Linked DNA regions of Homo sapiens: regions 2, 3, 4 and 5 are each linked to region 1. The links are chromatin contacts, found by Hi-C or POLR2A ChIA-PET in ENCODE. All regions are on one chromosome and are shown on one strand. The core of a region is the stretch at or near the end of the contact, and the rest is flanking DNA. Distances in the headings are between cores, read along the strand shown.

Region 1 (4,981 bases), core at 1,140-3,639:
TTTTAAGAGCTGTCTCACCTCCAAATGCCTGCTCAAGGGAACTCAGTGACACCAACTAAGAGGCATGTGAGTGTTAAGGTTTAGAGTTGCCCGTGTTTGCTTTCTGATACAGGAATGCCGGAAGAAGCTGAGTGCTGGATGAAGGTGAAAGAGATTATCAGTACCAGAGAGCCAGCTCTTCCCTTCTTCCCCGGAAATTGAGTTGTCAGCAGCCAGTTCAAAGCAGACATGTGAGAAAATCACCATGTCTTTTTATTTTAATGGAAATAACTTAAATAGTTGTCTTGCAGGAAACATGTTTTAAAAATTGATCTTTCTGGGGTTGAGGGAAGCTGGCTATGAGCAGGGGGTCAGCCGACTTATTACTTATTACCTATTACAGTAGAGTGCTTAATAACTTTTCCTTATCTCCCCTCAAGGGGAATATTCATTAGTAGATCAGAAGATAGTGTTACTAACTTATAGCATATCCATAATCTATAGCATATATAGAGGCCAAATTTTACCTCTGATTTATCCAATTGCTTAATGGTTTTAAACCAGATTCACATGGAACCCTTTTTAAAAGCACATTGCCTCTCCATCCCAGGAGGTTGAGATTCTTTAAGTTTGGCGAGGAATCTGTATTTTAACAAGTGTATTGATAATTTCAAAGTATGCCAAAGTTTGAAACCCGCTTAGGTTAGGGACAGGTCAATATGAGAGAAAATAGTCATCTTGATTTACTCTAATAGCTTTATCATTTAGATTAAAACATACACCCAATCCGTTAATAAAAATGTTAAAATCAAGGTTTTTTAAACTCTAGGTAAACATTGCGTGAATCCTTTAGTGCTTCAATTTAGCTAAACCATAAAGTAAGTAGAAACTATGAAGATTCCTGTCTGCAAAGATGGTAAAATGCTAGTTCAAACGTCATGCCTCTGGGAAAACTCCTTGTAAATCTCATCGTCCTTTGTGGAACTCAAGTCTTCTTTTTGGTTCCTGGCTAGTAGCAAATTGTATTTACATGTTTTATCCGTGGCCACACCAATTGTGAACTTCTTGCGGGACAGACATGTTTCTATCTCCTCCCTCCTTCAACAAAGCATCACGCACACAGTAAACCCGAATAATGTGTGCTGATTTTCACTCTGTTATAGGTTTCCTAAAGTGATTTACCACTTATTTTAGAAAATTATGGACACACACAGAAGATTTAGATGAAATTACTGTAACATTTTAAATATTTGTTTGAATTTGGAAGTACATTAAACTCTTTAAGAAAAGATGTTTCCTAATCTCCAGTTATTTCTCTCAGGAAAGAAAAACACAGTAATTTGCCTAAAAGCTTACCCTTAATTTAGGTGTTGATTTAGCGTCTCCTCTAAATACAATCCCCCTTCTCTGCTGTGTAACTGTTTTTAAAAGGATTGGCAATGGATGAATAAACAACTCCTTTAACAAACATTTGAAGACCCCATCCAAACACATACACACACACAACATAAAATCTCTTTCCACATCAATTTAGTGAGCCCTTAATTTTGCTTTCTAAGCACACAATATTATAAACCACAAAACACACACAACCAGTTTAACTCCTGCTGAAATGACATGAGAAGATTCTACTGAAATGCTTAGGGAAACTGGTAATTGTGTGCTGAATTTACTATAGGCTACACCACTAGAAGAGCTATAAGTAGCAACAGTAGCAAATGTTGAGCAGTCACTTTCCTCAACTTGTCCCTGTCCTTAGGGAGCTCACAGTATGTGGCGAAGACAGATACATGAACCATTAATTACCATGTAAGGCAAAAAAAATGGCACATGGAAGAAGATGCAGCTGTGTTCTGGGAACAAGGCAAAAAGAACTGCCTGCGGTCACGTTTGACAGACTAGAAAACATTTGATCTGCCTTGAAGGATGCATAGGAGTAGGAGTTCACTCAAAGATATTCCACTAAGAATAGGCATTATGTTCATCCAGCTTGCTTTTCAGGTAGTTCAGGTTAAAACAGGCTCTAAAAAAAGTTTAACAAGAAAATATATGAACTGAGGAAGGATTAGATGCAAACAGCCCAGCCAGTACATTTAGACCACATAAAATCCAGTTATGCTCATGAAAATGCAGGCAGCAGGATGTCCAATTTAATAGGAGAGGAAGAAAAGGAAGGGCACATAAAATAGAAAGGATTTATTCATTTTCCCCAATAAAGGCTAAGCACTTTCGTAGGTTCTTTTTAATTCATGAACTTTCCAATTCATATTCCAGGTACTAATCCTGCTGTTCTAAAATAGCTGTTGTGGATAACGGGATTTTATGTAGGCCACATGTCCTTAATTTTTATTTCTGCCTCACTCAGCTCAATGTCTACTCAAATTTGTTGGTCATAAACCAGGTATTTAATTAGATTACTTAGCGACACCTAGTGACCGAGATCGGAACCAAGTGCTATTTTAATACAGTGGAGTGTGTGCCTCTGTTATTGTCATGCTTTAGCCCAAGACAGCCCTCATTATTCCAAGTTCTCTTTTCAACCCATTTCATCCCAATGATACTAAAGCAAACCCATGCCCAGTTTGGCCTGAAAAACAACTAATTAGAGAGAGGAAGTGAGAAAGAGAAGAACAAGGGAGAGAGGGAAGGAGGTGATTGAGGGAATAGGTTGGAATCACAGAAGAGACAAGATCAGCAATGAAGGCTTCTATTTTTATGTATTTATTTGGCTGTGTTCATATCAAGAAATGGAAAGAAAGGTAAGACCACCTTGAAGCAGAGAAGGAATGAGAACCAGGGGCAGTCCAAACAAAGGCTCAATTCATATTTTGTTTCTCTCTTTTCCACTTGTATTTGAAAGGGCAGAATAAACATGTTTTGATGATTTTGAAATCCAAGATAGATCCAAATTTAAATGTTTTTAAACAAAAGATAGTTCTCATTGTCATAAATTATAAAATGCCTTTCTCACTTTGCAATTCCTGTTCTTTCATCCCTGTCTATGCATCTTTTTATATCAATTTGTTTTTCCCACTAAATGGATCTATTCGGATGGAGTCATTACTGAGTTGGCATTGCTCTAAAAATAAGCTGATGATTTGCTATCTGCAGTACGTGCTGTCAAAAAAAAAATCAACCAAAGTAACAAAGCAAAATAAACATAGTAATTAACACGTTAAATTAAAAATCAAAATATAACAAAAATACTAGAAGACAATGTGAGTCACGTGACAATTTTAAATGAGTTGAAGGTGCTGATTCTAGGCAAATTCCAACCAAGGGTTCAGAGGGAATCACAAAAGAAAGTGCTGTTATACATTTTTGAGAAAATACAGAGAACATGAACAATGCTAAAGGACTGAATTCTAAAACAGATTTTTAAGAATGCAGACAAGTGAGCCCTCAACTGTAAACATGACGCTGGCACAGCCAATTAAGCAGCGGTCTTTCCCTGCTGTGGTCCAGCCCCTTTGCCAACAGTGGGGTTCACACCCTACAAGTTGAGACCCTTGCAGGCTCCGGGTCCACTGAAACTAACTGAAACATAAGGAGTGACTTGCTCCTTGGAGTTGGAATCCACAGATGATGTTATACAGACTAGCCCTGATTCTGAGGCCAGAGGTCCCAGTGGGCTCCACTGCTCCAGGGTGCAGACATGGCACTGGACCATCATTCTCCCTATTTTTCTCCCCTACCCAGTTAGCCATTATGTTTTATTGTATTTGTACAGACATTTATATAGATTTCTACCATCCCATTGCATTGTAATAATATATTGTCATGTCTGTTTTTCTTCTGTTAAACTATGACTTTCATGGGTGGAGTCACGCTGTGTAGTCTTTGACTACTAGCCCAGCCTATTTAATTGTTAATTAAATGTTAACTGAGCATCTAGTATGCACTGTGCACTGAAGTGGGCTTTGGGGATACAATGAAGAAGATGTATGTCCTGGCCTCAAACTACTTAAAATCTGGTGGAAAATACAAGGAAGACTTTACTTCATTTTGGTATGTTTTAGTAAGTGCTAAGATGGGGGTAAGCACAGAGTTCTGGGAGCACAGAGTAATGCCACTGGATTTACAGTTTGTGAACGAGTGTGGGAAGGCTTCCTGGAGGAGGAGGGGCTGAGGAAGGAGCATGGGAAGGGCATTCTGGGTAGCACAAAGCCTCAAAGACATAAACTAGCACAACATACGCTCTCACATGAGATCTAGTTGTCTGCCTGTCACTGGTCACTTCCCCTACAAGCCCATTATCCACATTGTCCCCAGAGTGGTCTTATCAACATGCAGATATGCAATATAAAGATCTTTCCATAATCGAGTTTCTTTGATGCCTCCACATTACCTGCAGAAAAAAAAATCTAGCTTTTTTTTTTTTTTTGTGAGACGGAGTCTCGCTCTGTCACTAGGCTGGAGTGCAGTGGCGCGATCTGGGCTTACTGCAACCTCCACCTCCTGGGTTCAAGCAATTCTCCTGCCTCAGCCTCCTGAGTAGCTGGGACTACGGGCATGTGCCATCACACCCAGCTCATTTTTTGTATTTTTAGTAGAGATGGGGTTTCACCATGTTGGCCAGGATGGTCTCAAACTCCAGACCTCGTGATCCACCTGCCTCGGCCTCCCAAAGTGCTGGGATTACAGGCGTGAGCCACCGCGCCCGGCCAAAAATCCAGCTTCTTAACATAACCTGTAAATCCCATCTCACCTCACTGAGCCCAGGTGCCTACTGTGGTGCAGTGCGGTACATTGTGCAAAATATTTTTGGATGAACAAATGAAAGTTGAATAAATGGCTCATGAATTGTAGACAGGATGAAAATAGCAAGAATACAAGAAGATTATTCCATTTCTATAGGCCATAATCCTCCCACATACCATCCTCACAGGGCTTTATCAGGTGGCCAAAAAACATCAGGGTAACAAACGGTCAAAACATTATTAATGATAAAAGCACACTTTAGGCTATTTCTTTCTCTGCAGCTCACTTTAGTCTGGAAATG
Region 2 (4,570 bases), core at 1,286-3,785, 460 kb before region 1:
AACTACTTACAAAATATATAACAAATGGTTAATATATTTAATCCATAGGAAAGTTATAAATTAATAGGAGGAAAACACTCCCAAGGCAGCATGGGCAAAAGAAACAGATACTTCACAAAGGAAAATACCAAGTGGCTTATATATACAGGAAAATACTTAACCTCATAAGCAGAAAGGGAATGTAAACAAAAATAACCTGACAAATGTAAAAACACATAATGACCAATGCTGGTGAAGATGTGGTGAAGCTTTTCAGGCTCCTTCCTGATTGCTGATAAGAGCATGAATGGGTACAACATTTCTGGGGTCCCATTTGACGATATGTATTAAAAGCTTACACACCCTATGACCCAGAAATTTCACTTACAGACATTTATTTGAAGGAAATAATCAGAAGACTATGCAAAAATCGGGCTGCAAGGATTTTTCACATAGTCTGCATATTTAAAACATACATGTGTATATAAGAACAAAAGAAAGAATCTAAATGTCTGAAGGAAAGATTGGTTAACTTTATTATAATCAGCTGTAAAATAGAATTATACAGTCCTTCAAAATGAGAATTTTATCCATTCAATCTTATTTATTACCTGATTTTATATTTACTGCTTTCTTTCACTAAAAACAAGGGCAGGAACTCGTTCTTTAACTGCTGTGCTCTGGAGGACTGAATGTATGGCATGATACAAACCATATTTTTCAAATAACATAACAACATGTGAATCATCTACAATTTAAAAAGAAACAATATCAAGATAGAAAAATTGTGGAGAGTAAGATGCAAAAGTAAAAGGGATTAGAAGGAAACACATCAAAATATTTATACAGATTATCTCTGGACGTTGAGATTGAAGATGATTTAATATTTTTTCATGGTATGTTTTACAGTTCCCAAATTCACCATAATGACCATTAATTTCACAGTTTGAAAATATTTAATGAATAAATACAATTTTAAAAGAAGAGTAATAGTGCCTTCTGTCAAAATCACAACTTTTTCTCCTGCACTTTTAGTAGGGGCTACTCAAAGTGAGATCTATGGACCAATGGAACCTTGGAACTTGGGTGAAATACAGAATCACAACCCACTATTAAGTCAGAATTTGAATTTTATCAAGATGCCTAGATAATTCATTTATACATTAACATTTGAGAATGTTTTAGGTTATTTGCAACTGATCATGTCATAACTGTATTGAGTTTGCTAATTACTATCAAGATGTAGTATTCAGCATTCTGTACAAATGAGTTAATATAATTTTAAATATCTTTGTGGCATTGAAATAACTTCCACACAATTTCAGTAAACTGCCTCATCATTTGGATGCAAATAATTCAGAAACACTAGGGTGAAACCTGCCCTGATATTTGCCTGTGCCCTAGCCCTTGCTGCTGGCTGTTTTAACCTCTGATTCAGTGGCTGTGAAGACACCCTGCCCTGTTTCCCTCACCCCACTGCCTCCATTAACTCATCCTTGCATTAACTACCAATGTTGCTTTTGCTCACCTGCTCATCACGTGGATCTGCTCATCCACGTGGATCCACGTGGATCCTGTTCCATATAGTCAAATACACTGTCACTTCTGAGATTACTCAGAGATTTTTAAAAGCCTATTGATCACTTGGTGTTAGGTAGACAACAGTTGCTTTTCAGAGCAAAAAAATTTTCAGAGATTTATTTATTTCAATTATTGAACATTTGCCAGATAATTGATTCATAGGACAGTCCATGACCTTGAAGACCTCTTAATAAAATGGCAAGGGTGAGAGGGATGGGAGGCAGGCAACGTGTAGAAATATCACACAGTGAGCAGATGGGATATGTGCCTTTGACAAAACACAAGAAGGGAGCAATCATAGTGCCCAGGGAAAGCCAGGAAGGATTTGGGGAGAAGTGAAATTCTTCTGTCACCTTCTAACTCCTACTCAGATGAAGTTACTGCCATAGCAGATACATCTGTAGGCTGTACACATATCACTTTTGTCATCTTCCCTGGCAGACTGATAGTTCAATGATGGCACAGAGCACATCTCTCAGGCTCACAAAGGGAGTGCTTAATCTATCTATATTCGTTCAGTGAAGGGATCTGATCTGAATCTTAGAGAGAGAGTTGGACTTGGCCTTGAGGATGGGTGGATGTTCCTTGGGGCAGAGGATGTAGCCTGCACCAAGGCAAGAGGAATAGAACACCACAGTGTGCTTTAATTGGCATCAGCACACCGTCTCCAAACTGCCTATCAGTGGATCAGGGAGATATTTCCATTTTGAAAAGGCCTGTCTGCCAAACTTGGGGGCTACAGAGAATAAAACCTTTTGACCAGCTACCGGTGACAGATTTAAAGTTAAACCACCAGCCACAGGCACATATCAGAATATGGTTCCCCCTTTCAAAGGAAGGGCTGTGATTATGCAAGCCTGCCCAGGAATCCCCAGCCTGTGCTTTATTTATGGCTGGCCCCTTCAAAGCAGAGTGCAAACGTGCTCGGAATGAGCAGGCAGGCAGCACAGCTTTGCAGCCTGGGTACCTAGAGCTTCTAGAAAAGGAAGCAGAGTTGGAGGGCTGCCAAGCCAGTAAGCTGTCTGCAGCATGACCAGGAAGAGGAGAAGCTTGGCTTTTTTGTCTTCAGTGCCTCCTCATCATTTTCTCAATATCCTGTAGCATTTGAACAGGCTGCTGTTGGTTTTCGGCAGGGTGATGTGCATGGTGACATTTGTATTAGTGGCTTCCTGATGACTGCCTTTTGTTTACCAAACCATAACAAAAGGTGGAGCTACTCCAGAAAATTGAAAGTCTATGGGTACCAAGGGCAAAAACCCCATCAAATTTGGGATGCGTGTCCTTTGGCTGCTGGAAAGGGGCCTGTAACATAGCCCTTGGTCACCCACTTGCCCTGTGCTTGGGGCACTGTGCAGGTTTGGCTGGCAGAAGGGCTCTCCCTGTCAGTAAATACTGTGCTATAGGACACAGAAGCTGGAGGTGAGCAGGCCAAAGGGATGCCTGGAGGATCCTGAAATGCTGGTTTTAGAAACCTGCTTCTTAGTGAAGGTAGCCACTCCCTGGGGCTGTATCACCCTGCCCTGCAGCTCTTGAGGCATTGCCGGGCATGCACTCCATGTCACCCGAGAGAAGTTACACCTTCAGGTTCAGTAGAGGCCACTGCCCCAGAAGAAGGGTGTGGAAAGAATATTTGAGATGTGAGACTCTGAGCTGAACTCAGTATGACCTTGCATAGCCGTTTGCTTCAGTCCCAAACCAGCTTCCTTTAACCTCTAGTGAAAATGTTTCCCACATGTGTCAAGTAAGGCTTATCAGCAAAATCTGATGGGACTAAGATGTATAGGAACCAAGGTAGGGAGGAAGAACTTTCTCAATGACTCTTCACCCAGAGCAGAAACTACCTTTTCTCATTTCTCTTTAGTACACTGGAGTGGTTTGACTGTTCAAATATTTTTGGAGCTTGGCTCCAAAAATGCAGTCCCTGACCACAGGGAGCTGAATACAAAGGCTCCCTCTTAGAGAACATGTTTTATGTCCTCCTGAATGCTTTCACATATCTATAGTCCCCATGAAAAGACACAGCCCATCTTGTGAGGTGCCTGAGGTCCATGCTAGTTTCCTTTGATGCATGCAGACATGAAGGAAGCTAACAAGGGTCTTCCGTGCAAGGGACCCAGGACTCTGGACTCTGGGGCCTACTGCAGCACCATGGACACTTGTCTTCACCCCTTCATCACAGGCCTGCAATGGTACTGTCTCTGGTGGAGGAATAGACAGCCTAGTTTGGCAAATTTACTTTCTTCTACCTCTGAGACTTGTAACTCAGGCTTTTTGTGAGATCTTCAGTGCAATATCTTTCTTGGTTTAGTCTAAATATAGTTTTCAGTAGGCAGGAGAATAATGCTTAGAAAGCATACAACTTGCTGATGTCAGGGGGAGAGAGATCTATTTCTATTATATCAGGGCTCCCCAACCCCCGGGCCACAGACCTGTACTGGTCCATGGCCTGTTAGAAACCTGGCCATACAGCAGGAAGTGAGCAGCAGGTGAGCAAGCATTACTGCCTGAGTTTCCTGTCAGATCAGCAGCAGCATTAGATTCTCATAGGCATGCAAACCCTGTTGTGAACTATGCATGTGAGGGATCTAGGTTGCATGCTCCTTTTGAGAATCTAATAAGGCCTGATGATCTGAGGTGGAACAGTTTTACCCCAAAACCACCAACCTCCTTGATCTGTGGAAAAACTGTCTCCCATGAAACTGGTCCCTGGTGCCAAAAAAGATCGCGGGCCACTGTATCATGCCATATAATTCAGCTTTTATATGACTCATATTTGTTTATTCAACTGTCATTGTCCTAATTCTCATCTGCATACTGCCTGAAGTAGTTAATCTTTGGGTCTACAATAGCTGCCTTCTTGGCAATTCTGCCAACATATTCCTCGAATAATCCTATATTCACCAGCCTCCAGTGGAAGACATCAAGGCTCTGAACAGAGCTCCAGAAAAAGGAAATGTCTGCATTCTAGGAAGGGCATACTTCAAGAGGGGCTACTTTTCCTAATTTGCAC
Region 3 (4,738 bases), core at 552-3,051, 360 kb before region 1:
TGTCTGATGGGTTCAAGGAGATGTCAACTTTTAGTAAGCGGTGGTAACAGTCTATCTAGTGTAACTGACTGGCCAGAGTAGCAGAGTGAGAGGTGGTAGGAGGGTTATTGTTGAAATAACCAATATCCTGTGCTGTGTACTGTAAGAGAAGAAAAGAGAAGAGAAGAGGATGGGGTTTTCTGTAAAGGTTCTAGTAGAACAGCTGACCAAGCTTCCTAATGTGTTGAAGATTGTGGTCCAGAGACTTTTGGAAATATAATAAATGTCCACTTTAGGCAATTGTATTGATTAATGTCAGGTGCAGGGTGCAGCTAAAAGTAACAGAGACAATAACAGTACAAAAAATAATATCTTACGTGATAGTCTGGAGGTAGCAATTCAGGATTTCAGGGTTGGTAAGGCCCTGCCCAGTGTCAGCCTTTTCTATCTGTTGAACTGAAATTCGTGGCTTCAGTTCCCAATGTCACCTCATAATCAAGTATGGCTGCTGGAGCTCCAGCAATTACATCTACATCAAGTGGAAAAAGGAAGAAATTGAAGAAGAAGAACACATTCCTTCCCTTTAAGGAAATTCCTAGAAACTGTGCACACCAATTCTGCTTATAGCTCATCAGCAAGACCAGGAAATGTCTATTCCGGATGGCCAGCTAAAAATCGAGAGTTCTTTTTCCAGGTTGACTGAGAGAAGTAGAATGTATAATGGAGGAAATTAGAAATTTCTGCCACAGCTATCACTGTCTCAAGTAGAAATTGTCTAAGAAAAGGCTTAACTACAATGATGATGGCAAGTTCCTGGGTTTGGGTTATTAAACACAGCCTTAGATAGGAACTGATTATCTTGAACTAAATAGACATGATTGGGTTCATTTCTACAAACTTCCTCACTTGTGGTTCTCAACTAGCATTGATTTCACCCCCCAAGAGACATTTAGCAATTTGAGACATTTTAGTTGGTCCCAATTGGGAGATGGTGGATGCCACTGGCATTAATGGGTAAAGACTAAACATCCTACAATACACAGGACATTCACACAACAAAACTTATCTAGTCCAAAAATGTCATTAGTGCTGAGGTTGGTAAACCTTTCCATAAGCAATTCATAAAGGCTTTAGTCAAATTTCAGGGTCTAAGCAGAGAGCTGTGTGCATTGCCAATTTTGAGCGATTAAAATAATTACATTTCATATTACTCTGGCTTCATTTGGGCCATGGAATTCCTCATTTGATCCACTGGGTGAGAAATTAAGTAATTATTTCCCCAAAACACATGATCTCTTTTTATGTAGACTTTTTATGTTGCTATGTGGCAGTGTGACCTATCGTTATGATGTTAGTACGATCATTTCAGAATCATTTTCAACCCTCTAGACCAACCTACTTTTCTATCCTTCCTGAGATGGGTGATGTTTTCCTCTTTCATATTTCCTGTTTCTCACTGCACTTACCACATTGCACAATAATCACATGTTGACACGTCTGAATCCCCTACTGGATCACAAGCTCCTTTAAATCAGGGACAATATTTTATTTATTTTTGTATTTCTAGTGCCCAGTGCAGAGTATGCAACTTAGCAGGAGCTCATAAATACACATTGAACTGAACTGAGCTCCTGTTTATCCTTGGGCCTCTCTTCATTCCAGGCCTGCTTGGATATCTTCTGGTTTGGCACTCACAGCAAAGAACCTATCACTAAAATGCTTCCCATTCTGGCACTTCATCTAAAATCCAGAGGATGGGAAAATTCAGAGAACAGGAACTAAGGTGTTAATAATTTAGTTTCTCCTGTGCCCTCTCTGAGTCAGCTGCCTCTCTGTGGTTTACATTTTCTCCCAACCACATCCAGCTTTCAAATATAAGTATCAACTAAAAACTCATTGAGGTGGTTTTTGATGTAGGAAACAGAAATTGAGTGTGTTCCATTTTAAAATTTTCTTGAGGGAAAGATGATACCACCTGGCCTGAAGTTGGCAGGTTGGTTCCAAGGAGGTTGAGGAACAAAGGTGGAGGAGGTAGGAAGCCATAGCAGTGAAAATGTTTGCAGGCCCAGGAGCAGGATGAGAATTTACTGCAAACTGGCGGGTGGTGTCAATTCTCTATTTTGGTTGGTGGAAGAGGTTAGCTATCATGAGAGTCCACAGGCCTATCCACACATCCTTCAGCAGGCTTCTATTGAAGGATTCTTCTGCCTGGAGATAGTTAAGGTGGTTTCTCTTTCACTAAGAACATATCATATCCAACAGAATCCAGCACATTCTAGTTAGAGATTTTCTTGAGACCAATTTATATAACCTAACAACTATTAGGTAGAAAAGGATCTTCTCACAGCACCATGAATAGAGACAGCTTTTTCTGACCACTCATCCATCCTCATGTTTTTTTGGGGGGGTGGGGCAGGGGGGTGATTTGGGGGTTATGGTTTATTTAATGAGATGCACGGCCAATAATCTTTTAAAAATATCAAGAATACAATATCTTCTGTACTGCTGTGATGCCTCTGTTGAGACTTACTGAATGGCCATGCATGGAACTTGAATTGACCAAGACCATTTATTCATTCATACATTCAGTCATGCATACATGCATTTAATTTATATTTATTGAGCTTTTACTAGGAGCTAGATGTTCATGAAGATTGTAAGACACTTTTACTAGGAGTTAGATGTTCATGAAGATTGCAAGACACAGAGCATGGTTCTGTCCTGATACAGTCTAGGCAAGATAAAGATAAAAGGTGGGATGGTGATAAGAACAATGGTGACTAAGAGCTTAAGAAAATGGTACAGAGTCAGAGTGTCAGTGAGTTCAGAAGAGTAAGCAGTTCTTCAACATAGACTCCAGAGGTTGGGAAAAACTTGATGAGAAGTTGAAAACTGAGCTGAGTCTTGCAGGGTGGGTAGGATCTGGACGTGCCTTAGGGCTCTACACCTGTGGTTCTTTCTTCATAGAATGCTCTAATGCTTGGATCAATCCTCTTAATTTTTTATATCTCAGATTAAAAGTAATTCCCTCAGAGAAGGCTTCCATGACCCACTGGATTAGGTAACATGCCACCTTTACGTGTCATCATAAATGTACTTCTGTGTAGCACTTATCAAAACTAGAGCTTAAAGCTCCTGAAGGAGGGACTATGTTTATCTTGTTCACCTTTGAATCCCCAGAACCTATTAAAGTTTTTGAAACTGAGTAGGTACACCATAAATATTTGTCCAAATAATAAATGAATAAGTAGGCGTAGAGAAACGGTGGGTGTTCCTGAGTAGTATGAGCGGGTGTAGACATGAGTGTGTGCATGGCAGGCTGTGAGGTTCTGTGTAGATTGCATAGTATACCTGTGTGTGGAGCAGTGGAACATGATTGTGAGGGTGGGTTGACTGTCTAATATCAGGGAAAGAGGTTAGTCTTTTTCTATTGGTCATGAAGCTGTGGAAACAACATACTGAAATTGATTATTTTGAAAATTAATCTGTTTATATTACAAGAGTGAATTTGATGAGGAAAGGATTTGTAGAGCTTTGCATCCTTAATAACTAACAGAAACAGGGCTGCCTTTCAAGAATCTGGAGTAGGAGCTAGTTTATTAAACAGTGACTTAATATTTTCAAACTAGAGACAATAAGGGTCAAATCCCTACCTCATAGAGACATGGAAAATGGAAGCTCCTCGTTCCTATGATAGGTTGTGTAACCCCCATGCAGGTTTATTCTGTGAGGATGCTAAATATACCAATCAGACTGCTCCTTCATTTAGGAAATTGCACAATGAAGCTTTAAAGATTAAAATTTAATTCCTTCCATGAGTTCATCTGAATTGAAATGTCTTTTGAAAACCCAGATTGCAATATCCTCTCCCACTACTCCTCCTGACCTTTCCCTTCCTTGATTCCATTCCTCTTTAATTTCCTGAGCTCTGGCTCATATGTGGAGAATTTATTTCATTCTACAACCTCCCAAGCATTTACTCATAAAAGGATGTCCTAGAGGCAGAATGGAGCCATGTAATCATGAACACTGATTATGTGGCTTCCACCATCCTGTGGGCTCTTCACTCTCCCCTTCATTAGACCTTCAATTAGACTATAAACTCCTTGAGGACAGGGTCCAATCATAATTCACCCTTGCATCCACTTATCATTACCTGCATTTTGTGGAGATAGCTCTTTGGTATGTTTGTTGAATGATTTGAGTCATTCAACAAACGACTCAAGAATGGGTCAGAAGTTTAGATGCAGTTTGCTGGCTCTCATCTGGGAATGAGAGAAAGTCTCATACAGTCCCTCTAGAACTAGGACTTTTCTGGAATCAGAGTAGAATCAGCCCCACTAATTCTGGTGGGTTCTGGTTTCACTTTAGCCAGACTTGGCTACCTGTCCTTTTAGTTATCTGACCAATTTAGTTATGCTACTAGGTCCAGGCTTCTTACTTGGGAGGTGGCCAGGCACATGCTAATGATTCCAAGTCAGAGTTGCAGTAGAGTTGAGAGGGATAAGAAATAAAAATGTCCCATTCTGTGACTGGAAAGTAATCTACTAGATCTATTAAGATTCCTGAAAATGACTCTCTAACATTATGGTATGTGTGGAATTGCTCACACATATGTGTATTACACACATGTAATAAACACGTGAATGAAGTTTGCTGTTCGTTTCACCCCATCTTGTAAATACAATTCAGGCAAATGGAAGAGTTGGCAGAGCAGTGGAAAAGGCATTAGAATCAGATTCTATCTTCCCAATAATTT
Region 4 (4,629 bases), core at 675-3,174, 390 kb before region 1:
GTGTGTCTTTGCACGTGAGGTGGGTCTCCTGAATACAGTACACTGATGGGTCTTGATTCTTTATCCAATTAAAAGTCTGTATCTTTTAATTGGGGCATTTAGCCTGTTTACATTTAAGGTTAATATTGTTATGTGTCAATTTGATCCTGTCGTTATGATGCTAGCTGTTTTGCCCGTTAGTTGATGCAGTTTCTTCATAGTGTTGATGGTCTTTACAATGTGGTATGTTTTCGCAGTGGCTGGTACCGGTTGTTTCTTTCCATGTTTAGTGCTTCCTTCAGGAGCTCTTATAAAGCAGGGCGGGTGGTGACAAAATCTCTCAGCATTTGCTTGTCTGGAAAGGATTTTATTTTTCCTTTGCTTATGAAGCTTAGTTTGGCTGGATATGAAATTCTGGGTTGAAAACTCTTTTCTTTATGAATGTTGAATATTGGCCCCCACTCTCTTCCGGCTTGTAGAGTTCTTGCTGAGAGATCTGCTGTTGCTCTGATGGGCTTCCCTTTGTGGGTAACCCAACCTTTCTCTCTGGCTGCACTTAACCTTTTATGCTTCATTTCAAACGTGGTGAATCTGACGATTGTGTGTCTTGGGGTTGTTCTTCTCAAGGAGTGTCTTTGTGGTGTTCTCTGTATTTCCTGAATTTGAATGTTGGCCTGCCTTGCTGGGTTGGGGAAGTTCTCCTGGATAATATCCCGAAGAGTGTTTTCCAACTCAGTTCCATTCTTCCCGTCACTTTCAGTTCCACCAATCATAGACCAAACATAGATTTGGTCTTTTCACATAGTCCCATATTTCTTGAAGGCTTTGTTTGTTTCTTTTCATTTTTTTTCTCTAATCTTGTCTTTTTACTTTCTTTCATTAAGTTGATCTTCAATCTCTGATATCCTTTCTTCTGCTTGATCGATTCGGCTATTGATACTTGTGGATGCTTCACAAAGTTCTTGTGCTGTGTTTTTCAGCTCCATCAGGTCATTTATGTTCTTCTCTAAACTGGTCATTCTAGTCAGCAATTCCTCTAACCTTTCTTCAAGGTTCTTGGCTTCCTTGCATTGAGTTATAACATGCTCCTTTAGCTCAGAGGAGTTTGTTATTACCCATCTTCTGAAGCCTACTTCTGTCAATTCGTCAAACTCATTCTCCATCCAGGTTTGTTCCCTTGTTCGCGAGGAGTTGTGATTCTTTGGAGGAGAAGAGGCATTCTGGTTTTTGGAATTTTCAGCATTTTTGCGCTGGTTTCTCCCCATCTTCATGGATTTATCTACCTTTGGTCTTTGATGTTGGTGACCTTCGGATAGGGCCTCTGAGTGGATGTCCCTTTTGTTGATGTTGATGCTATTCCTTTCTGTTTGTTAGTTTTCCTTCTAACAGTCAGGCCCCTCTGCTGCAGGTCTGCTGGAGTTTGCTGGAGGTCCACTCCAGACCCTGTTTGCCTAGGTATCACCAGCAGAGGCTGCAGAACAGCAAAGATTGCTGCCAGTTCCTTCCTCTGGAAGCTTCATCCCAGAGGGGTGCCTGCCAGGTGCTAGTGAGAGCTCTCCTGTATGAGGTGTCTGTCGGCCCATACTGGGAGGTGTCTCCCAGTCAGGATACATGGGGGCCAGGGAACCACTTGAGGAGTCAGTCTGACCCTTAGCAGAGCTTGAGCGCTGTGCTGGGAGATCTGCTCTCTTCTTAGCCATCAGGCAGGGACGTTTAAGTCTGCTGAAGCTGCACCCACAGCCGCCCCTTCCCCCAGGTACTCTGTCCCAGGGAGATGGGGGTTTTATCTGTAAGTCCCTGACTGGTGCTGCTGCCTTTTTTTCAGAGATGCCCTGCCCAGAGAGGAGGAATCTAGAGAGACAGTCTGGCCACAGTGGCCTTGCTGAGCTGCAATGGGCTCCACCCAGTTTGAACTTCCTGGAGGCTTTGTTTACACTGTGAGGGTAAAACTGCCTGCTCAAGCCTCCTCAGTGGCGGACGCCCCTCCTCCCAGCAAACTCTAGCGTCCTAGGTTGACCTCAGACTGCTGTGCTGGCAGCCAGAATTTCAAGCCAGTGAATCTTAGCTTGCTGGTCTCCATGGGGGTGGGACCCACTGAGCCAGACCGCTTGGCTCCCTGGCTTCAGCCCCCTCTCCAGGGGAAAGAATGATTCTGTCTTGCTGGCATTCCAGGTGGCACTAGGGTATGAAAAAAAAAAAAAAAAAAAAACTCCTGCAGCTAGCTCAGTGTCTGCCCATATGGCGGCCAAGTTTTGTGCTTGAAACCCAGGGCCCTGGTGGCATAGGCCCTGGAAGGAATCTCCTGGTCTGCGGGTTGTGAAGACCATGGGAAAAGCGCAGTATCTGGGCCAGAGTGCACCATTCCTCATGGCAAAGTCCCTCAGGGCTTCCCTTGGCTGGGGGTGGGGGGAATCCCCCTACCCCTTGTGCTTCCCAGATGAGGCAATGCCCCACCCTGCTTTGGCTCGCTCTCCATGGGCTGCACCCACTGTCCAACCAGTCCCAATGAGAAGAACTTGCTACCTCTCTTGGAAATGCAGAAATCACCTGCCTTCTGTATCGATCTCGCTGGGACCTGCAGACCTGAGCTGTTCCTATTCGGCCATGTTGCCAGCAAATATAGAAAAACTTTTGATAAGCTTACTAAGTTCTCTTTTTGCCAATAATATACTTCTTTTCATTTATTCTTTATTTTAATTTGTTTGTTTTTAGAGATTGGGACCCCCTGTGTTACTCAGGCTGGTCTCAAATTCCTGGCCTTAAACGATCCTCCCACCTTGGCCTCCCAGAGTGCTGGAATTGCAGGTGTGAGCCCATCATTTATTCTTTTGAGTTCTCTAGGCATGGGAAAAATAATTTTTCTACTTATTTCCCATTTCTATACTGGATAGTATTTTCTGAAAAGCTGAGTAATACTGGAGATACTGGGTATCCTTGTCATGTTCCCAATGGTAATGAGAATTTTTCTACCATCTCATCATTAGGCATGAGGTTCTTTATGCCTACTTTACTAAGATTTTGTATCTTAAAAAGTCAGGTATGGCTGGGTGCAGTGGCTCATGCCTGTAATCTCAGCACTTTGGGAGGCCGAGGCAGGTGGATCATGAGGTCAGGAGTTCAAGACCAGTGTGGCCATGATGGTGAAACCCCATCTCTACTAAAAATATGAAAATTAGCCAGGCGTGGTGGTGGGTGCCTGTAATACCAGTGAATAGTTTCTACTCAGGAGGCTGAGGCAAAGAATTGCTTGAACCCAGGAGGTGGAGGTTGCAGTAAGCTGAGATTGCGCCACTACACCCCAGCCTGGGCGACAGAGTAAGACTCCATCTCAAAAAACAAAAAAGTCAAGTATATATATCCTTTATGGATATAATTAATTAATTTATTTTTAAGAGACAAGATCTTGCTCTGTCACCCAGGCTGGAGTGCAGTGGTGTAATCACAGCTCATTGCAATCTGGAACTCCCATGCTCAAGAGATTCTCCCACCTCAGCTTCCTGAGTAGCTAGAACTACAGGCATAGGTCACCAGGCCTGTCTAATTTTTTCAATTTTTTGTGAAGACAGGGTCTCACTATGTTGCTCAGGCTGGTTTCAAACTCCTGGCCTCAAGTGATCCTCCTGCCTTGGCCTCCCAGAGTGCTGGGATTATAGGTGTGAGCCACCACACCCAGCCAGGAATAGATTTTTTATCTTGTCAAATGCTTTTATAGCATGTAGGGCCTTGAACTTTTTATTATTTTGTTACTTGACTCATAAACATAAATTATATAAATATATTTATTAACTTTGAACCATTTTTGCATTCTAGAATCTCTTGACTTGGTTATGGTGTAATACTCTTTAATATATTATCCAATTATAGTTGCTAAAATCACACTTAAGATTTTAATGCCAACATTCATAAATGAGCTTGGTCTTTTCTTTTTAGACTCTATTTAGGTCAGATTTATGTATAAATATTATGCTGACTTTGCCGAACAAGCCTTTCTTTTCACAGCCCCTTTTTCCCCCATGCACTCTTGGAAAGTTTAAATAGTATTGAAATTAATTTTTCCTCAAAAGTTTTAAGGATTTCTCTTATGAAACATGGTACTTTTAGGCAATTTAGGATTTTGGTAAGTTTCTCAATTTATCCCATAGTTATCAGTCTGTTTTCTGTCTCTTCATGGTTCAGCTTTGGTGATTTTTTTTTTTCCAAAAAAAATTATTTGTTTTCAGATTTATTTGCTTTCAACGTTGCAAAGACTTTATTAGGAGCCTTCCTATTTCCCATTCCTCAGATTTCTATTGATGGAAGAGAATGTATGAGTATGATATTTCTGACTGCTCTGTCACCCTTGCTGCCTCTCCCCAAGGGAGGGGGAGTGACTTCTCTGGCTGTGAAACTGGGCGCTTAGCTGAACACGAGTGGCTTGGCTTTATCTCTTTCAAAGGAGCTGCTCCTCAGAATTCACATGCTCCCTTTGGTTCAAGGAGACTGGCCTGGCCCTGCAGGGCCTGACTGTGGATTGGACGGTTTTTTATCCAAATTCTCTGGAGTGTTTGGAAGCTCATTGGGTTGCGATTCTAAGCCTTATATTGTAATCAGCTTAACAACAACAGGTCTGACTTTTGATCTTTATTGATTTAATGCCTCACTCTTAGTTCT
Region 5 (4,766 bases), core at 865-3,364, 420 kb before region 1:
ACAGTGTATATAATGTATATGCAAATATTATAGCCTGCTTTTACACTCAAAATAATATGACCATTTATTCCTTAAGGAATATCCTTTCCTTCATAATAATTACACTAACAGTGACCAGTTATTGCTGGGTTTCTGAAAATTGAATAATCTATGAACTCATTCTATAGAAAAAAATTTGCATGAACATCTACCGGTAAAAATTGTTTTTATCTTTACTTAAATATACAGGACCTAAAACAAGTACTTTATAACATAAAGATGTACATCTATATGTTATATATCTACATCTGTCTCTCCTTTTTTATAAGGCCTAAAAACAAATGCTTTATTACTTGCAAACCACAACATCAAAACAATTTTATATGTTAAAAATAAGACAACAGGGAGGCTGAGGTGGGTGGATCACGAGGTCAAGAGATCAAGATGATCCTGGCCAACATGGTGAAACCCCGTCTCTGCTAAAAATACAAAAATTAGCTGGGCGTGGTGGTGTGTGCCTGTAGACCCAGCTACTCGGGAGGCTGAGGCAGGAGAATCGCTTGAACCCAGGAGGTGAAGATTGCAGTGAGCCGAGATCGTGCCACTGCAGTCCAGCCTGGCAACAGCGAGACTCCTTCTCAAAAAAAAAAAAAAAAAAAAAAAGCAACAAAACCAATAAAATTCACAATTATATATTGATGAAATGTGACAAGCATTGTTTAGTGAATTTAACTGTTGCTCATTGCTATGGTGCAGATATGTTGCCTTCTTGGTGCCAGTAGGACCAGTGCTGTGAGCTCACTCAGTTCCTATACCACTTTTCTCTGTTCTAAACTCTTAGGACATTTATGTGCACAACCTGAAGGCATCCTGGGCTTTCACTTGGCATAAACACTTCCTTTATATCAACTCTGATTTCCTTCTATTTTCTCTAGCTCATGACACTTCAAGTAGTACCATCTGGTACCAATTGTAATCATAAACACAGATTATGAATTGAGTTCCCAAACTGAATCCAAATAGATCTTTCAGCTGATCCGTAATATGGCTATATTAATTTTTAAATTGATTGAAAGGTAAACAGAAATGTAATAATGTTCCACAGAGAACTTCCAAACCTAGAAGACTTATCATCACACTCCTGTCATTTTGAGAAACACTGATTTATTGAATGCCTCACTTATACCAGGTAACTGAGCTGGAGCCACTTACCCCCTGTAACAACATATCATTCCCATTTCTCAGATGAGGTAGCCGAGGTTTGTAGAGGTTATGAAATGTGATGAAGAACATGGAGCTGTCAGGTGAAGGAGCTGTGATTCGAATCCTGGTCTCTGCCATTCCAAAGCCAGTGTCCTTGGACCATGATCTCACGTGGCCTTCCACAACTTCTTACAAAGTGTTCTTCTCCCATGTGGGGTTTAGCATGTTTATACTGACTGAGACCAGAGTTAGAGATAAATGATTGGTTTTTTCCCTTTAGAGAAAGCCTAGCGTTTGTCATTTATGGTGTATTTATTTGCTTATGAAAATAACCTAATGAGGATGGACCCTTTAAGATATTTCAGTAGATCTGGCAGTAGCCCAGGTGATTGGCAGTAGCTTGCCAGCTATTAAATCATTCTGAATATATGAAGAATTGTCATTTTCTTCTCAAAAGGGCTTTGTCACGTGGTGTAATCCCTGCACACACATTGGCATAAGCAGGAGCTGTCTCTGTGCAAATCCATTCTTGGAACCAATCATATTAACTTGATATTTCATGTTTTGGCCCAATACCATAAACTGGCACAAATAACACTAACCTTGCCACGCACTAAAGATTGGAATAATAAATCAGCCAGCCTGTAATTATATTGGGAGAGCCAGCTTTATTCTTTAGTGAGCAGATTGATGTATCTGTTTAGACTGGTTGCCTTTAGGGCTCTCTGGGAACCTGGTCTGACTTTCTAGTGCCCAGGCAGGCACTGCCCCAGATCACTGCATATATAGGTGAGTTCCCGCTGTGCAGGTCTGTCAGGACCAAACTGGTTTCCAAACCTGGCTGGCTTCTCCGCAAGGTGCATAGCTGTCAAAAGTGAAACAAAGCGAAGGGCTTGGGATGCCAGAAAGACAAAAGCTCATCCATCAGGCTCAGCAGGAAAGGCAGGGGAGGCAGCGGCGGGAAGCCTTCCTTAGCTGTGTGATCCTAGATGGCTGTTAACTTAGCATTTGAGGACTGTCTCAGATAGACACAATTGGACCAGGTAATTCCTTTGTCTGAATTCATGTCATTTCTTCAGCAATGGCAGAAAGGACTTGAAGCAGCAGGTCTAAGTGGGCAAAATAAGACAAAATAAGTGGGCAAAATACTGACTGGGACCAGGGCTAGAGATAAATGATTTTTTTTTTCCTTTAGAGAAAACCTAGCATTTGTCATTTATGATGTATTTATTTGCTTATGAAAATAACCTGATGAGGATGGACCCTTTAAGATAGTACAGTGGATTTGGCAGTAGACCAGGTGGTTGACACCTGGTATGACAAAATAATGTAGCAAAAACATTTCATATAGGGGGAAATATTCCCTGTCTGTTGTCTTGCTTGCTTCCAAGACAGTATGAAGAAGATTATATGAAATATTAATGAGGAGACGGGTAAGTCGGTGAAAGAAGGGGCCTACTCCTGAATCCTGCCATTAAAATTTGCAGATTAATTCCATTGGAATTTAAAACGTATCGTTGCATTGTGGCATCAAGTGTGAAGAGGTCCCGCCTGGATATATGTTCCTTGCCTGATTCCTGAATGGCTTAATTTGGCTTTGCCTGTCTGACTCATATGCCTTCCCCACATTAAATTGGATGGTTTATTTTCTGAGATCAAGTGGGCTATTTTGGCTTCATGGCTGTATCTCTTTGCTTTTGTGGTTTTCTCTGCTGGGAATCCTCTAACTGAGTCCTCACATGCCTGGTGGCTTTTGGGTGCTCTGGTCCCAGTGTTCAAATTGCCTCTTCTCAGAGAAAGGCTTTTCCCCAACTCTCTCTGCTCCTAATCACTCTGTTGCATGTCTTTGTTTAATACTTTAATACTCTAGGATTATGTCATTTATTTCCTTGTCTATTTTCTGTCCCCACCTTCACATGTATGGGTCTTGTTTTCCACAGTATCTTCAGTGCTTAGGACAGTATCAAGTACACAGTGGGCATCCACTAAATATCTCCTCTTATGTAGTGAGCCCTCCTAGAGCACTAACCATGTTGCCAGACACCATCCTGAAAGCTTTATGAATATTAATTCATTTAATCCTTGCAACAAGCCTAGGAGGTAAGTCCTATGTTTGTCTCTATTTTATAGATGGAGAAACTGTTAAGTGACTCTAGAGTCCATTCTCTGAATGACTGCCTTAGGTTGCCTCTCTAGTATTTTTGTGGAGTAAGTGAATGAATGTCTGTCATCATCATTACCTAAGAACTCTTAGAATAATATAAGTTCTAAGTTCAATAGACATAAATATCATGATTCTAAAAATAGAAGTCTTAAATATATAAAAGATATCATGCAAGGTTAAGAGTCACTAGATTCAAGACATCACGGTCGTAAGGGGTAATGGGTATGCAGTCTCATTCTTGGTTTCTAATTCTCCAGAGCTTGTAGGCAGACAGTAGGTTAAATCCTGGGATGATACTGACCGTGAAAGGCAAATATTTTTCTTTAAGTTGCCACAGGCACTGAAAGATTAATCAAATGGCTGGAGAATGCAGGGAAACTCAACAGTGTTTAAGAAACTTGGTGGGCTTTATAACTTCAGTATTTTGAAATGTATTATTATTTGTAGACCTCTACTTCATATGTTTTGGTTTGATTGATTTGTTTAAACTCATACATTTTAAATCAATATAATAAATGTGTATACATTTATTTTTTAAAAAATCAATATACTTAGTTTGTGTACACACTTGGGAAGTTCTTGAGATTCTTGGAGACATAGAATGATTTTTAACTTTATCAAAGGATTTCACATTTGTCTTCTCATTTTATTTCAAAGCACCACTGAAGTAGCAGAGCTGGAATAATGTCATTTTTCTCCAGGCTAGTCGGCTCCCAGGTCAGTGGTCTGGACTCTTGCGGTTTTCTTTTTGTCTCTGTAGCTGCTCCCTCATCCTCTTTGCTGGTTCCTCTTCATCTTCTAATCTTGAAAGGTTGACGTGACCTAAGATTCAGCCTTTGGGCATCTTCTTTTCTCTACACTCAGCTCCCTGGTGGTCTCTTTCATTCCCTCAGATTTAAATGCCATCTCTATGCAAACGACACTCAAATGTTATTTCTAGCTCTGCTCTCTTTATCTCAGGACTGTTCATCTCTGACATTTCCCTTTGGTTGTCTAATGGGTATTTAAGACTTAAATGCCTCAACATGGGCTTCCAAGGGTGCTGTGCTTTGTCCTCTCCGTGTCAGTAAGACTACTCCATGCTTCTAGTTGCCAGACCAAAGGCCTGGGGCCATCATTGACCCCAGTCTTGCTCTGACCCTCCAAATATGATCTGTGACAAATCCTGCCGTTTCCACCTTTAAGATTAGATGTATCCAGGACCTGGCCTTTCCTTTACACGGCCACTGCTGCCAGCCTGGGACAGACCTGTATCGCTTTTGCCTGGTTGATGGCAATGGCTTCCTAACTAGTCTCCCTGCTTTTCCTTTGCTGCCCTTCAGTCTACAGTCGGCCCATCTTCCCTGCATGGGCAGATTCAACCAACTGCCAGATAGAAAATATTGGGGAGAAAATGGATAGTTGCACCAGTACTGAACAT

Evidence for each region. A loop is a pair of places that touch in the nucleus more often than their neighbours do. ChIA-PET counts read pairs that join two places held with the same protein, here RNA polymerase II (POLR2A). Pooled maps may share reads with other maps.
Region 2: a map of PC-9 shows a loop between it and region 1 (14-fold over the local background). The contact joins two enhancer-like sites. A Hi-C loop is called at or near these places in 1 of 168 maps with a recorded cell type or tissue (PC-9) and 8 of 50 pooled maps. POLR2A ChIA-PET finds 5 or more read pairs at or near these places in 2 of 52 experiments (PC-9 and naive thymus-derived CD4-positive, alpha-beta T cell).
Region 3: a map of naive thymus-derived CD4-positive, alpha-beta T cell shows a loop between it and region 1 (6-fold over the local background). The contact joins two enhancer-like sites. A Hi-C loop is called at or near these places in 1 of 168 maps with a recorded cell type or tissue (naive thymus-derived CD4-positive, alpha-beta T cell) and 5 of 50 pooled maps. POLR2A ChIA-PET finds 5 or more read pairs at or near these places in 1 of 52 experiments (H1).
Region 4: a pooled map shows a loop between it and region 1 (3-fold over the local background). The contact joins two enhancer-like sites. A Hi-C loop is called at or near these places in 1 of 168 maps with a recorded cell type or tissue (heart left ventricle), 1 of 37 single-sample maps with no recorded cell type and 6 of 50 pooled maps. POLR2A ChIA-PET finds 5 or more read pairs at or near these places in 1 of 52 experiments (H1).
Region 5: a loop to region 1 is called in a map of posterior vena cava, with 7 times the contacts of the local background. The contact joins the promoter of LINC02408 here to the enhancer-like site in region 1. A Hi-C loop is called at or near these places in 6 of 168 maps with a recorded cell type or tissue (Right ventricle myocardium inferior, gastrocnemius medialis, naive thymus-derived CD4-positive, alpha-beta T cell and 2 more), 1 of 37 single-sample maps with no recorded cell type and 12 of 50 pooled maps. POLR2A ChIA-PET finds 5 or more read pairs at or near these places in 1 of 52 experiments (PC-9).

What each region holds. Positions count from the first base shown.
Region 1 is chr12:67,941,087-67,946,067 of GRCh38, forward strand. All of the region lies in intron 2 of LINC01479 (long intergenic non-protein coding RNA 1479), which reads left to right. Among named protein-coding and RNA genes, the nearest start is that of LINC01479, 14 kb to the left of the region's middle. Within about 2 kb of position 2,390, at least 2 of the 41 ENCODE cell types and tissues checked have a DNase peak (open chromatin) inside an H3K27ac peak, as active enhancers do; they include gastrocnemius medialis, where a contact is called at or near this core.
Region 2 is chr12:67,480,961-67,485,530 of GRCh38, forward strand. No RefSeq gene overlaps it. Among named protein-coding and RNA genes, the nearest start is that of LINC02408, 37 kb to the right of the region's middle. RefSeq lists enhancers at 2,835-2,884, 3,445-3,494, 3,715-3,894. Within about 2 kb of position 2,536, at least 10 of the 41 ENCODE cell types and tissues checked have a DNase peak (open chromatin) inside an H3K27ac peak, as active enhancers do.
Region 3 is chr12:67,577,695-67,582,432 of GRCh38, forward strand. The region is part of intron 2 of LINC02442 (long intergenic non-protein coding RNA 2442); the gene reads right to left. Among named protein-coding and RNA genes, the nearest start is that of LINC02442, 9.9 kb to the right of the region's middle. Within about 2 kb of position 1,802, at least 3 of the 41 ENCODE cell types and tissues checked have a DNase peak (open chromatin) inside an H3K27ac peak, as active enhancers do.
Region 4 is chr12:67,553,592-67,558,220 of GRCh38, forward strand. All of the region lies in intron 2 of LINC02408 (long intergenic non-protein coding RNA 2408), which reads left to right. Among named protein-coding and RNA genes, the nearest start is that of LINC02442, 34 kb to the right of the region's middle. RefSeq lists enhancers at 1,460-1,961, 1,962-2,461. Within about 2 kb of position 1,925, at least 4 of the 41 ENCODE cell types and tissues checked have a DNase peak (open chromatin) inside an H3K27ac peak, as active enhancers do.
Region 5 is chr12:67,517,968-67,522,733 of GRCh38, forward strand. It overlaps LINC02408 (long intergenic non-protein coding RNA 2408), which reads left to right and starts at 2,115. Exons shown (of 3, transcript NR_103861.1): 1 at 2,115-2,225. RefSeq lists an enhancer at 1,776-2,441.